Linked DNA regions of Homo sapiens: regions 1 and 3 are each linked to region 2. The links are chromatin contacts, found by Hi-C or POLR2A ChIA-PET in ENCODE. All regions are on one chromosome and are shown on one strand. The core of a region is the stretch at or near the end of the contact, and the rest is flanking DNA. Distances in the headings are between cores, read along the strand shown.

Evidence for each region. A loop is a pair of places that touch in the nucleus more often than their neighbours do. ChIA-PET counts read pairs that join two places held with the same protein, here RNA polymerase II (POLR2A). Pooled maps may share reads with other maps.
Region 1: a pooled map shows a loop between it and region 2 (4-fold over the local background). The contact joins two enhancer-like sites. A Hi-C loop is called at or near these places in 5 of 37 single-sample maps with no recorded cell type and 7 of 50 pooled maps. POLR2A ChIA-PET finds 5 or more read pairs at or near these places in 3 of 52 experiments (AG04450, activated CD4-positive, alpha-beta memory T cell and naive thymus-derived CD4-positive, alpha-beta T cell).
Region 3: a loop to region 2 is called in a map with no recorded cell type, with 2.8 times the contacts of the local background. The contact joins two enhancer-like sites. A Hi-C loop is called at or near these places in 67 of 168 maps with a recorded cell type or tissue (GM12878, GM13976, GM18951 and 44 more), 26 of 37 single-sample maps with no recorded cell type and 29 of 50 pooled maps. POLR2A ChIA-PET finds 5 or more read pairs at or near these places in 14 of 52 experiments (AG04450, HCT116, HEK293 and 11 more).

Annotation. Positions count from the first base shown.
Region 1 is chr13:95,224,001-95,228,770 of GRCh38, forward strand. All of the region lies in intron 4 of ABCC4 (ATP binding cassette subfamily C member 4 (PEL blood group)), which reads right to left. Among named protein-coding and RNA genes, the nearest start is that of SNORD13G, 16 kb to the left of the region's middle. RefSeq lists a silencer at 2,595-2,889. Within about 2 kb of position 3,476, at least 5 of the 41 ENCODE cell types and tissues checked have a DNase peak (open chromatin) inside an H3K27ac peak, as active enhancers do.
Region 2 is chr13:95,378,797-95,383,512 of GRCh38, forward strand. The region is part of intron 1 of LOC124903193 (a long non-coding RNA gene); the gene reads right to left. Among named protein-coding and RNA genes, the nearest start is that of ABCC4, 80 kb to the left of the region's middle. RefSeq lists a silencer at 1,927-1,976 and an enhancer at 2,257-2,306. Within about 2 kb of position 2,060, at least 3 of the 41 ENCODE cell types and tissues checked have a DNase peak (open chromatin) inside an H3K27ac peak, as active enhancers do.
Region 3 is chr13:95,202,146-95,206,344 of GRCh38, forward strand. All of the region lies in intron 8 of ABCC4 (ATP binding cassette subfamily C member 4 (PEL blood group)), which reads right to left. Among named protein-coding and RNA genes, the nearest start is that of SNORD13G, 6.1 kb to the right of the region's middle. RefSeq lists an enhancer at 1,778-2,278. Within about 2 kb of position 2,411, at least 2 of the 41 ENCODE cell types and tissues checked have a DNase peak (open chromatin) inside an H3K27ac peak, as active enhancers do.

The DNA.
Region 1 (4,770 bases), core at 2,226-4,725, 150 kb before region 2:
AAACAAGAGTGTGAGAATAAGTCAAAAAAAACTTAAGATATAATGGTTAAATATTTCCTAAACTTTACAATAATAAAAAGAATCAAATCAAAGATCCAAGAAGCTCAGCAAACTCCGAGAAGTATAAATACCAAGTAAATTATACCTAGGATCATTATCAATCCTCTAAAAAATCAGTATCAAAGAGAAAAAAAAATCAACCCAAAAAAAAAAAAAGAGAAACATTACAAACAAGGTAATAAAGATACAAATGATGGCTAACAACTTATTAGAAAGAATGAAGGCCAGTTGACAATGGAACACCTTTGAAGGGAGAGGGGCAGACACCACCAGCTATCACCCAGAATTCAACATCCAGCAACCATGTGCTTCAAAAGAAAAAAAAAAATTTGTTCAGATTAAAGAACAAAATGAGAGAATTCATGGCCAGCAGACTTCTACTATAAGAAATGTTGGCCAGTCGTGGTGGCTCACGCCTGTAATCCCAGCACTTTGGGAGGCCAAGGCAGGCAGATCACTTGAGGTCAGGAGTTCAAGACCAGCCTGGGTAACATAGCAAAACCCCATCTCTACCAAAAATACAAAATTTAGCCAGGTGTGGTGTCACATGCCTATAATCCCAGCTACTCGGGAGGCTGAGACAGGAGAATCACTTGAACCCGGGAGGCGGAGGTTGCAGTGAGCCGAGATTGTGCCACTGCACTCCAGTCTGGGTGACAGAGTGAGACTCTGTCTCAAAAAAAAAAAGAAAATAAAGAAATGCTAATAGATGTTTTACATGCTGAAAAAAAATTATATCAAATGGAAACCTGGAGCTAAAGGGAAGGAATGAAGAGCACCAGAAATAGTAATTCAGTGGGTAATTTAAAAACTATTTTTTTCTTCTTTTAAATTGTGGAAAGACAACTGAATAATTAAAGCATAAATATTGTATGGCGGTGAAGATGAGGGGATATTAAATACAAATAAACCTTAAGCACAAATGAATCCAGTAAGAAACTTTAAATACAAGTGAATCCAGTAAGTCAGGATGCAAAAAGTTCATGATTAAGGAGAAAAAGAGACTAACTCTCATAACCGGAGATTTTAACTTCTCTCCCTTCTTCTCTCCCTCTCCCCCACTGTCTGTCTGTCTGTCTGTCTCTCTCTCTCTCACACACACACACACACACACACACACACACACACACACACACACACACAGAGTATATTTGTTTTTATCCAAAGGCATGATTATCTAAATAGCTATCCTAAGGAATCAGCCAAAAATTACTGCAACTTAACGCACTTTAGCAAGGTTTCAGGAAACAAAGCAAAAATACAAAAATCAATTGTATTTCTATATACTAACAACAAACGGTAAGTGAAAATTTAAAATACGATTTATGGCCGGGCACAGTGGCTCACTCCTGTAATCCCAGCACTTTGGGAGGCCAAGGTGGGTGGATCACCTGAGGTCAGGAGTTCGAGACCTGCCTGGCCAACATGGTAAAATCCCGTCTCTACTAAAAATACAAAAATTAGTCGGGTGCAGTGGCATGCATCTGTAATCCCAGCTACTCAGGAGGCTGAGGCAGGGTAATTGCTTGAGCCCAGGAGGCGGAGGTTGCAGTGAGCCAAGATCGTGCCACTGCACTCCAGCTTGGGCAACAGAGCGAGAGTCTGTCTCAAAAAATAAATAAAATAAATAAATAAAATACCATTTATAACAGCACAAATGCTACTTTGAATTATGGCATTCTTTTTTAAATGCTAACAAATATAAAAATATAAAAATATAAAATATAAAAATATAACAAATGATCTTTAAGACCTCTATCCTAATAATTACAAGGAGAGTTAAAGATCTAGGGCTTGGCGTGAGTGGCTCATGCCTGTAATCCCAACACTTTGGCAGGCTGAAACAGGAGAATCAATTGAGCTCAGGAAGATCATCCTGGGCAACATACTGAGACTCCATCTCCACTTAAAAAAAAAAAAAAAAGAAAAAGAAATGTATAAAGATGTAGATAACTGAGGAATAGGTAAATACACTATTTTCTTAGACTGGAAATCTAAATAATGTTAAGATGCCCACTCTTAACATTAATAGTCAGGTGGATAGAATTGCCCTGTTGGAGAATTACTTCTCCAACAGGGCAATTACTTCATCTGGAATTACTTCATCTGGAATTCTAAGACCATGTCTTAGAATTCAAGATGCATAACCCAACAGTTTCCTGTAAAACTTGAAAAGCTGATTCTAAAGTCAATATGAAAATGCAAGAGACTTAGAATAGTCAAAACAATCATAAAAGAAAAACAGGTTGGGTAACTTTCACTATTTGATTTATAAAGCTATAGTAATTAAGATAATTTGCTATGAAGAAAGAATAGATTCTATCCATCTGACTACTAAAGTAAAACAAAGAAAATATAGATCAACAAAACAGAATAGAGGATCCAGAAAAAGATTCACACATAAATGGCCATCTAATCTACATTTTCTCCAACTTAATTCAATGGGGAAAGAGTAGTCTTCAACAAGTTGTTATCAGGAAACTGGCCCTGGGAAGCGAATGTGCTTCTCTTAAGATTTTACAGCTTAGAAAATGACAGCACTGAGATGTGAACTCAGGTCTGACTGCTCTGAGTCCATGATTGCTCTCAGAGTCCACACTCAATCTCTACCCTTGCCAATCTGCCACTAGAGGACTTCATGGAGTCTTCTACAAAGTGCCTGGACACCTGACTCAACACCCGGGCTCTCCTGCATATGAGATTCCCAGACCAGATGGTAGGACACTCGGGCTGATGAACAGCTACCATGCTTGAGGTTTATACCTACAAGTCCGAAGGAGTTATTCACCAATGAGGGGGATTAAACCCGCAACCCATATGCTATCTCTGTGAACTGGAAGGTCTTAGTTATAAAGCATAAAATTAAGCTGAACACATATTTGAGGCCTATTAGTATCACATAGGAGCTTTTAAAATTTCCCTAAAGCAATTAAATCAGAATGTTTAGGGGAAGAGTCCAGACACCAGTGGTATTTTAAAGATTTCCCCTCATGAATACAACAGAGAGCAGTTTGAGGAACCACTGAGCTAAAGCATTTTCTTCCAGTTTGCACCCACACCCCAGTGAAGCAAATACAATTATCAGATGATGGGACGCATCTGACACTCCTAAATCTCCAGCAGCAGAAATTTCCTCTTGGAAAAATCCAAACAAAACAAGTCCTCCCTCCTTAACTTGCTTTCTTAGCTCAAACTCCAAGCTATGGAAAGTTAACTTGGCTCCTCTTAAGCTATTCCCTAGCAAACTAGAAGACTGACAAATTGTCCCTTGATGAGATTAATGTCTCACAAAATGCCCAGGTACAATTCAAGTTCACATCAGAAGTAAAACCAAAAACTGTGGGGGAGAAAAGTTTTTGAAACAAAAATTTTAACGTATTATGGACAATGTAAGAAGCACTACTGGGTCATTCTAATTTTGTCAGAAACTTAGAAAATAACATTAGAAGAGGAAGTCCAACCAAAGTATCACATGTGTCCAGGGAGATAACTTCCACACACACCACACAGTTTCACTTTGACAACACTGTCAAGAGGCTCTCTACGAATCTTCAGAAAGGAAACCGATCTACAGACTAATAGACAAAAGATTAGTTTGAGCCATATGAAATTGCTAGTTTTGTAAAAAGGCCCAAAGGAGTTGAATATATGTAATTTCTTTTTTTTAAAGAAGAGTCTTGTTCTGTCACCCACGCTGGAGTGCGGTGGCACGGATCTCAGCTCACTGCAACCTCCACCTCCTGGGTTCAAGCAATTCTTGTGCCTCAGCCTCCCAAGTAGATGGGATCACAGGCGTGCACCACCATGCCAGGCTAATTTTTGTATTTTTAGTAGAGATGGGGTTTCACCATGTTGGTCAGGCTGGTCTCGAACTCCTGGCCTCAAGTGATCCACCCACCTTGGCCTCCCATAGTGTTGGGATTACAGGTGTGAGCCACTGCACCCGGCCCTGAATATCTGTAATTTCATACTATTCAGTCTAAATATAAAGCAATATACAGTCTACAGTGAAATAAAAATAGCTTTAAATAAAAACAAAAGTTCTGTTTTAAAACTAAGACCACAACACTGTATGGCTCAGTTGCTGACAAAATTTGCTATCAATTGTCTGTCCACATCCACTGAGAAAACCCAGAGGGAGACGGGGTGGGAAGACTGGGATGCAGCCAGAGAGCTACAGGTGGCTGCAATCTTCTCACCATCAGCGCATGACGGTGCATTTATTTTTTTTACTTCAGGTTCTACTTATTGCATAGGGCGGCAGACATGACTTGGGAAGGGTGCACAAGCCCAGCCTCTCTGTGCATTATGGGAGGGCACCTTCCACTTCCTACTCAGTCTGTGGTAGAGGAGGCTGTCTGCTGCTCTGACCACTGACCTAAAAATATACCTGCCCTGCAGCAATGCCAAGAAAAGAGAAGGAAAAGATCAAGGCCAGGCGCAGTGGCTCACACCTGTAATCCCAGCACTTTGAGAGGTCAATGTAGGCGCATTACCTGAGGTTTGGAGTTCGCGACCAGCCTGGCCAACATGGTGAAATGCCGTCTCTACTAAAAATACAAAAATGCACCACCATGCCTGTAATCCCAGCTACTTGGGAAGCTGAGGCATGGGAATCACTTGAACCCGGGAGGCGGAGGTTGCAGTGAACTAAGATCATGCCACTGTGCTCTAGCCTGGGCGACAGAGCAAGACTCTGTCTTGAAAAAA
Region 2 (4,716 bases), core at 810-3,309:
TGGGCCATGGGTTGCTGTTGGGTATCAGTAACAGGGAGCAATCCCAGGCTCCAAGTGTCCTGCCCTGTAAATATAAAGGGCAGCTCTAGCCTGGCTGTAGGCTTGGGGCTCTGGATAACACAACTGTCCCTGTAAGCTCCTCCAGCCCAGGAGCAGTAGCAGCTGCCTGCAGGGTGACACCACCCTTCCCCATTTGTTCCTATAGGTCTCCTAACCCTTTTTGTAACCAATTCCCTGTTTCAAGTGCTCCTATGCTTGAAAGGCATGTGTGTCAGGCACCAAAGGCTGGATGAGACAAAAAGAGCAGGAGTAATTTATATGAAAGAGCTTGACTCAGTGGGCCTCCAGTATAGGAGGCAAGTTGTTGAAGGTGTCAAGTCCAAGTACAAATACAGTCACACCACTTTCGTTTTTCCATCAAAACACTACTCCGTTAACCAGAATGGAGTACCCACCTATTCCATTAACCAGAAGTCCAGTGTGCCCTGCTCTTCTTGGAATAACTTCACACACACTCTCCTACCAGCCTGCTGCAGTGTTTAAGAAACCTGGGATTTTAATATTATTCAGTGCAGAAGAATGGTTTTTGAAATACATATCGTCAGGTTTTTCTGGACTGGATACTAACTGATACAGTGTTTGGTACCAGAATGGTATAAAAAGAAATGACCGGCCGGGCACGGTGACTCATGCTTGTAATCCCAGCACTTTGGGAGGCCGAGGCAGGTGGATCACCTGAGGTCAGGAGTTCGAGACCACCCTGGCCAACATGGTGAAACCCCATCTCTACTAAAAAATACAAAAATTAGCCAGGCTTGGTGATATGCCCCTGTAGTCCCAGCTACTCGGGAGGCAGAGGCAGAAGAGTCTCTTGAACCCGGGAGGCAGAGGCTGCAGTGAGCTAAGATTGCATGACTGCACTCCAGTCTGGGCAACAGAGAGAAACTCCATCTCAAAAAAAATAATAATAATAGTAATAATTTGTTCGGCCAGGTGCAGTGGCTCACACTTGTAATCCTGGCATTTTGGGAAGCCGAGACAGGCAGATGACAAGGTCAGGAGTTCGAGACCTGCCTGGCCAATATGGTGAAACCCCGTCTCTACAAAAAATACAAATTAGCCGGGTGTGGTGGCAGGCACCTGTAGTCCCAGCTACTCGGGAGGCTGAGGCAGGAGAGTCGCTTGAACCTGGGAGGCGGAGGTTGCAGTGAGCCGAGATGGTGCCATTGCACTCCAGCCTGGGTGACAGTGCGAGATTCCACCTCAAAAACAAACAAACAAACAAACTCTGGTTTCTGGTAGCCATAGGACTAATAAAGACCCAAGTTTTGGTGGTTTGGGTTGCAGAATTAATTTTTTTAAATTTTTATTTATTTATTTATTTTTGAGACAGAGTCTCATTCTGTCGCCCAGGCTGGAGTGTAATGGCACAATCTGGGCTCACTGCAACCTCTGCCTCCTGGGTTCCTGCCTCAGCTTCCTGAGTAGCTGGGATTACAGGCACGTGCCACCACACCCAGCTAATTTTTGTAGTTTTAATAGAGATGGGGTTTCGCATGTTAGCTAGGCTGGTCTCAAACTCCTGACCTCAGGTGATCCACCTTCCTCGGCCTCCCAAAAGTGCTGGGATTACAAGCGTGAGCCGCTGTGCCTGGCCGAGGTTGCAGAATTATGATAAACTGATTTAGAAGCTGATGCAGGACAAGGAACCCCCAAAACTGGGGCTTAGCCTAGGAATGTTCTTGGCTTCCTCCAGGAAAGAATTCAAGGGCAAGCCGGTAGTATCAGATGACAATCTTTTATTGAATGGTCTTGTTCCTTGTGGAGCAGGGATAACTCATGGGCAGTGTCCCCAGCCTCTGCAGAGTACGGGCTGTTGGGAACTATATTTATGCCCACTTTCGACTATATGCAAATTAAGGAGTGGGTTAATGCAAATTGAGGAGAGCGTTGTTTAGAACTTTCTAGGAAAAGGGCGGTAACTTTTGGGTCCTTGCCCTGGCATTTGTAAGCTGTCATGGGCTGATGGGAGTGTCTTAACGCTAATGAGCAGCGAGGGCAGCCAGAGGTTTCCTTTGGTGCCACCTGCTGGTTCCTGCCAGCTTCTCCCTTTTTTCTCATGTGGAAACTGGGGCATAAATTGAGAACTGAGACCTTGAGAAATTTTTTTTTTTTTGAGACAGAGTCTCGCTCTTTCAGGCTGGAGTGCAGTGGCGAGATCTCAGCTCACTGCAACCTCCGTCTCCCTGGTTCAAGTGATTCTCTTGTCTCAACCTTCCAAGTAACTGGGATTACAGGCGAGGGCCACCACGCCCAGCTAATTTTTGTATTTTTAGTAGACTTTACCAGCTTGGTCAGGCTGGTCTCAAACTCCTGACCTCAAATGATCCACCCGCCTCGGCCTCCCAAAGTGCTGGGATTACAGACGTGAGCCACAGCGCCTGGCCAATTTTTTTTTTTTAACATTTTTTCCTTTTTTTTTTTTTTTTGTAGAGACAGTCTCCCTGTGTTACCCAAGCTGGTCTCTAGAACTCCTAGGCTTAAGCGATTCTCCCACCTCCGCCTCTCAAAGTGTTGAGATTACAAGTGTGAGCCACTGCAGCTGGCTGAGAATTGGGGATATTTGTGTGGATTTGGAAGAATATAAAAATCTTGAGAAACACCAAAGGCCCTGAATACCCATTGCAAGTGGAATCACGCTTCTCTCCCATTTCTGAGAAGACTAGGCTCCTTTTCCAGGGTGAAAACACCCCGTTAGTTGGAGTCTGTTCTATGTGATGGGGCATGTGCTTTGAACCAGCAATCAAAATAATATTTCTCTCATAGTCAGAATACAGGTCCAGGAATCAAGTGGTACAAGTTGGAATAGCTCCTCTCACTGTTAAATTTAGTAGTCCTAAGTTTTGCTTCCTGCTCCTGAATATTTTTGTGTTTTTTTACATCTTTTTTTTTCTTTTTTTGAGACAAGGTCTCACTTTATCTCCCAGGCTGGAGTGCAGTGGCACAATCTTGGCTCACTACAGACTCAAATTTCTGGGCTCAGATGATCCTCCCACCTCAGCCTCCCAAGTAGCTGGGACTCTACAGGCACACATCATCATACCCAGCTAATTTTTTAATTTTTTGTAGAGACAAGGTCTCGCCATGTTGCTTACGTTAGTCTCAAACTCCTGGACTCAAGCAATCCTCCTGCCTTGACCTCCCAAAGTGTTAGGATTACAGGTGAAGGCCACTGTGCCTGGCCTTACGGGTCATTCTTTATTTCCAAGAGAAGAATGCTTCCACCAAGGGACACATTATTGGTTCCAAGTGAACCAACTATTTGGGACTCTTTATGTCACTGAACCAATATGCAAAGAAAGAGGCAAATTACTGACTGGAGTAATTAATTCCAATTACAAGAAGACGTAGAGTTGTTACTACATAGTGGAGCAGGGAAGACTAAGTCCAAAAACCTCTCTGAATGATTTTTTTTTTGAGACAGAGTCTCAAAAAAAAATTGAGCAATCTTGGCTCACTGCAACCTCCATCTCCCAGGTTCAAGTGATTCTCCTGCTTTAGACTCCTGAGTAGCTGGGATTATAAGTGTGCGCCACCATGCCCAGATAATTTTTGTATTTTTAGTAGAGACAGGGTTTCACCGTCTTGGTCAGGCTGGTCTCAAACTCCTGACCTCAGGTGATCCACCTGCCTCAGCCTCCCAAAGTACTGGGATTACAGGCATGAGCCACCGTGCCTGCCCTCTGAATGATTCTTAATACCTCCAAGTCCAGTAGTAACAGTTAAAAGAATTATTGCATCAACTCAATGAAGCCTGAGTGACTAGGATTCTGATTCATCAAGAATGAAGGTTTATGTCACACCATAAGGTAAAGAATCCCAGCTAGCTGTGTTCCTTGCTGTGGTCAAAGAGAAGACAAAATTGGTAGTTGAAAAAATTATAAATATCAACTAAAGCCTTATGCTCAGTTACAAAAATGAGGACTGTAGCAGCTATGCATATTTTCTACTTTGCTTGTTATACACTTATTATTTATATAAGAATTATTGATGGAGTTTAAGTTTATAATCTATTCTTTAGGTAAAAGAATATTCCAGGCTGGGCGTTGTGGGTCATGCCTGTAATCTCAGCACTTTGGGAGGCCAAGGAGCCCGCATCACTTGAGTCCAAGAGTTTGAAACCAGCTTGGCCAATATGGTGAAACCCCATCTCTACTAAAAACACAAAAATTAGTCAGGCGTGGTGTCACATGCCTGTAGTCTCAGCTACTCAGGGAGGATGAGGTGGGAGGATTGGCTGAGCCCGGGAGGCAGAGGCTACAGTGGGCCAAGATTGTGCCACCGTACTCTAGCCTGGGTGACAGAGTGAGACTCTGTCTTAAAAACAAAACAAAACAAAACAAAAAACAAAAGAATATTCCAGTGGGATGATGACTGAACTAGAAAATAATTAACATAAACTAGAGACAGACTGAGTTATTGTTTAATGGGTACAGAGTTTCAGTTGGGGAAAATAAAAAAGTTCTGGAGATGGATGGTGGTGATGGTTGTATAACAATGTGAATGTACTTAATGCCACTAACATGAACATTTAAGAATGGTTAAGATGAGCTGGGCGTGGTGATGTGCACCTATAATTCCAGCTACTCTGGAGGCTGAGGTAGGAGGATCCAGACCAGCCCGGGCAACATAGCGAGACCTCATCGCTAAAAAGAA
Region 3 (4,199 bases), core at 1,161-3,660, 180 kb before region 2:
ATCAGTTGAAGGCATTTAAGAGAAAAAAGACCTACAAAGAAAAGGGAATTCTGCCTCAAGACTGTCCTCCTCAGACTCAAGCTGCATCATCAGCTCTTCCCAGGGTCTCTGGCCTGCCAGCTGCCCTGCAGATTGCAGACTTACGTCACCTCCAAGTTGCGTGAGACAATTTTATCAATCAATCTACCAATCTCTCTCTGCATGTACATACACGTGGGCCCTATCAGTTCTGCTTCTCTGGAGAACTCTGACTAATACAGACGGTTTTCTAAATAAGTGAGACAAAATAGGAAATGACCTCCAGACACTAAGTCCAATCCCCTTATTTAAAGACAATAAAACCAAGGCCCAGAGAGTTGGTGAGAACCCAAGGTCTGCGTCCCACCCCGCCATACCACCTGTTGGGGCTGCTCTTTGCCCAATTATTTTTTATGGCTGCCGCATGGAAGTGAGATCTGCATTCAGGTTATGCTGTGCATGTGGGGATAAGAATGTGCACTTTTTTTTTTTTTTTTTTTTTTTGAGATGGAGTCTCCTCTGTCACCCAGGCTGGAGTGCAGTGGTGCAATCTCAGCTCACTGCAACCTCCACCTCCCGGGTTCAAGCAATTCTCGTGCCTTGGCCTCCAGAGTAGCTGGGATTACAGGTGCGTGCCACCATGCCCAGCTGATTTTGTTGTTGTTGTTTTATTTTTTGCAGAGGCGGGGTTTCACCATGCTGGCCAGGCTGGTCTAGAACTCCTGACCTCAAGTGATCCGTCCACCTAGGCCTCCAAAAGTGCTGGGATTACAGACGTGAGCCATCGCGCCTGGCCGCACTTCTGAGACAGATTGACGGCCTGGGCTAAAGCCCCGGATCAGCCTTTTATTAACTGTTAAAACGTGGAGGTGCTATTCACCCTCCTCAGGCTTCAGTTTCTTTATCTGTAATGTGGGAATGATAGGGGAGTTACACAAGTAAAAGGAGTGAGTATTCATAAGGCACTTGGGCCCCTCCTTGTTACCTAGTGGGTACTCACCAGCTATTACCTGTTCATATAAAGCCCCATGGTCTTGATCTTAATCTTCATTTATCTCATAATGGCCAGGAAGACAGACTAATTTTATTAACCAAGTAAGACTGTTTCTATTTCTCCACATGGCCCAAGGAAAGTCCATTTGTTTCACAGCCTGGAAGCCAGTCAGGAGGCTCTTTTTTTTTTTTTTTTTGGAGACAGAGCCTCACTCTGTCACCCAGACTACAGTGCAGTGGCGTAATCTCGGCTCACTGCAACCTCCACTTTTTGGGTTCAAGCAAGCCTGAGCCTCCTGAGGAGCTGGGATTACAGGCGTGTAGCTCAGGAGCTGGGATTACAGGCATGTACCACCATGCCTGACTAATTTTTATATTTTTAGTAGAGACGGGATTTCACCATGTTGGCCAAGCTGGTCTCTAACTCCTGACCTCAAGTGATCCGCTCACCTCGGCCTCCCAAAGTGCTGCGATTATAGCTGTAAGCCACCGCGCCTGGCCAGGAGGGTCTATATTTAATGTCAGACATGGCCCCTCTCTTACAAGAGCAGGTCCACCAAGTCCAAGAGGGTTTGAGATGCACAGAGGGACACACATAACGAGGCAGAGACTCCGATCCAGTCCACTCTGAAAAAAATCCAGCTCCCCAGAGTTAAGGACCCTCACACCCCCCTTGAACAAGGCCTGGTGTTCTGGGAATATTCAACTCGAGTCTGCTTCCTCGCTCGGCCTTCCTCTAGCTTCTAGTGCAGGCTGGGCCACCTTGGGTCTGTATTGGGCCCCAGACTTTTGCTAAGGTTGCTGCTTCTGTCCATCCAGCATTTGGTGCCCATTATGTGTCCATCAATGCTGAGCTGCACCGTACTGGCCTTGCTCGGCAGGAACAAAAGTACCACCAGGCTCCTGAGACCTGGCCGGAGGGCTTAGTAGCATTTGCTTAAATCAAGGACAGAAGGGAGGACACCCCAGCCACACAGAGCAAAAGACCCCAAAGTGGGAACAGAGACGAGTCATGTGCTGGGAAACACACACAGGTAAGCCCTACACCTAGGGTTCAAAAATAGGACTCCACAAGAAACAGAGAACCTTTCAAGGTTTTTGGAATACAACTAGATGAGTAAAAGAATACTGAAGGAAATATCCCACACCAGAGGATACTAAGGCAGCAACATAGGTGATACAGTTTGGCTCTGTGTCCCCACCCGAATCTCAGCTTGAACTGTAATCGCCATAATCCTCACGTGTCAAGGGTGGGACCAGGTGGAGGTAATCGGATCATGGGGGCAGTTTCCCCTGTGCTGTTCTAGTGATAGTGAGTTCTCATGAGATCTGATGGTTTTATACGCGTCTGGCATTTTCCCTGCTTGCACTTCTCCTTCCTGCCACCCTGTGAAGAAAGTGCCTGCTTCCCCTTCCGCCATGACTGTGAGTTTCCTGAGGTCTCCCCAACTATGCTGAACTGTGAGTCAATTAAACCTCTTTCCAATATAAATTGCCCAGTCTCAGGAAGTTCTTTATAGCAATATAAAAACAGATTAATACAACAGGCAACATACCATGGTTAAGAAATCATGGTTCTGAACAGATTCCTAGTTCTAAGATAGGCAAACTCCTTAACCTATTACAGGAGCCAGTTTCATTCTCTGTAAAGTGGGGACACTAATGCTTATCTCCTTCAATTGTGAGGATAACATGAAATAACATGTACAGGCTTCCAAGAGCCCTGGTCCACGGTACACACACCAACACCTGCAATCACGGTGAGGGGCAGCAACAGCAGTCAGAGAATTACAGCAGCACAATACACATGTGGCCCTTCCGTCTGAAAAAGGTGTCCTGCACACTCAGAAAGATACTCTGGTCAAAGTATACTCCTAAGTTCTTTCTTTCAAGATGCAAAAGCTACATGAAAAAAGTGTTACTGACCTGCATGGACCATCCCTTCACAGTGTTACCTGAAGCTGTTGTCAGAAAGAATGGGGATAAGAAATGACCCTGTATGGTCTGTTTTATAGGTAATATTTTTTATGAAATACAAACTTGCTAATCAGTAGTGGGAGTCTGCCTATGAATAGCCACTATGCTCCAGCCTGGGTAACACAGCAAGATCTCATCTTTAAAAAACAAACTTCATCATAAAAAAGAATCTTAGCTTTTATGACAACACCCACCCCATTCTCTCCCCTACCAAAAAAATAAAAATAAAAAAATAATCACAGCCAGTGTCAGCTAAGTTCACTCGAGTCTGTCCTTGGGCATCCATCTCTATTAAGAACCAGGAATAAAACAAAGCAGATTTTTGAAAAGCTTAGACAGTCAAGTTCTTGCCAAGCCCTCTCACAAAGCCAATTTATTTTAATTTTCAACTTATTCATAAACACACAAATACTTGAGCATACATTATGTGCCAGGACCTTACCTTGGTGATATAAATTATTTGCCCCTGGCAATTGAGTGACAGCGACTTAGGAAAAGGTGATGGTGTGTAAAGTGGATGCTATGGTTTGAATGGGCATGCCTGTTCTAAATTCACAGGTTGGAAGTTCACCCCAGCATCAGTGTTAAGAGGTGGGGCCTCTAAGAGGTGATCAGGTCGCTACGGCAGAGCCCTCCTGAAGGGGATTAGTGTCCTTACAGAAGGCTGGAGAGAACTAACCAGGCCCATTTTGTCCTTCTGTTTCCTCCACGATGGGAGGACACAGAGGTCCATCTGGGAAGCAGAGAGTGGTCCTTGTTACAGTCGTACAAATGGAGCAAGGCAGTAGAAATCAACCAATTGGAAATAAAGAAGTCTGGCAGAGATAGGTTCATCAACAGTAAGAAAAAAGTGAAAAGCGGACAGGAAAGAAATGGCAGAGGTCCTAAAGGCATGCACAGAAATTAACAAGGAAAACATCTACAGAGGAAAGAACTTATTTTCAAACAGGGATAGCTAAGTGAAGTTGAGGCCATTCTTCCTGACCAAGAAGCAGAGACCCCCAGCAAGCTCTTTCCTTCCAGCCCACAGAAGAATCATACTCAACTCATACTCACTACTTTCTCATTGGTGTTAACATAAGAGATGAAATCTATTTGCTTTTCCTGCTTTTAGACAGCTTAGACATTTTAATCACCCCTGCAGTTACCACCTGTACATCAAAAGCCCTGTGCCACTGCTGTTTATGTTGCTGCCAACAAATGAATCACAA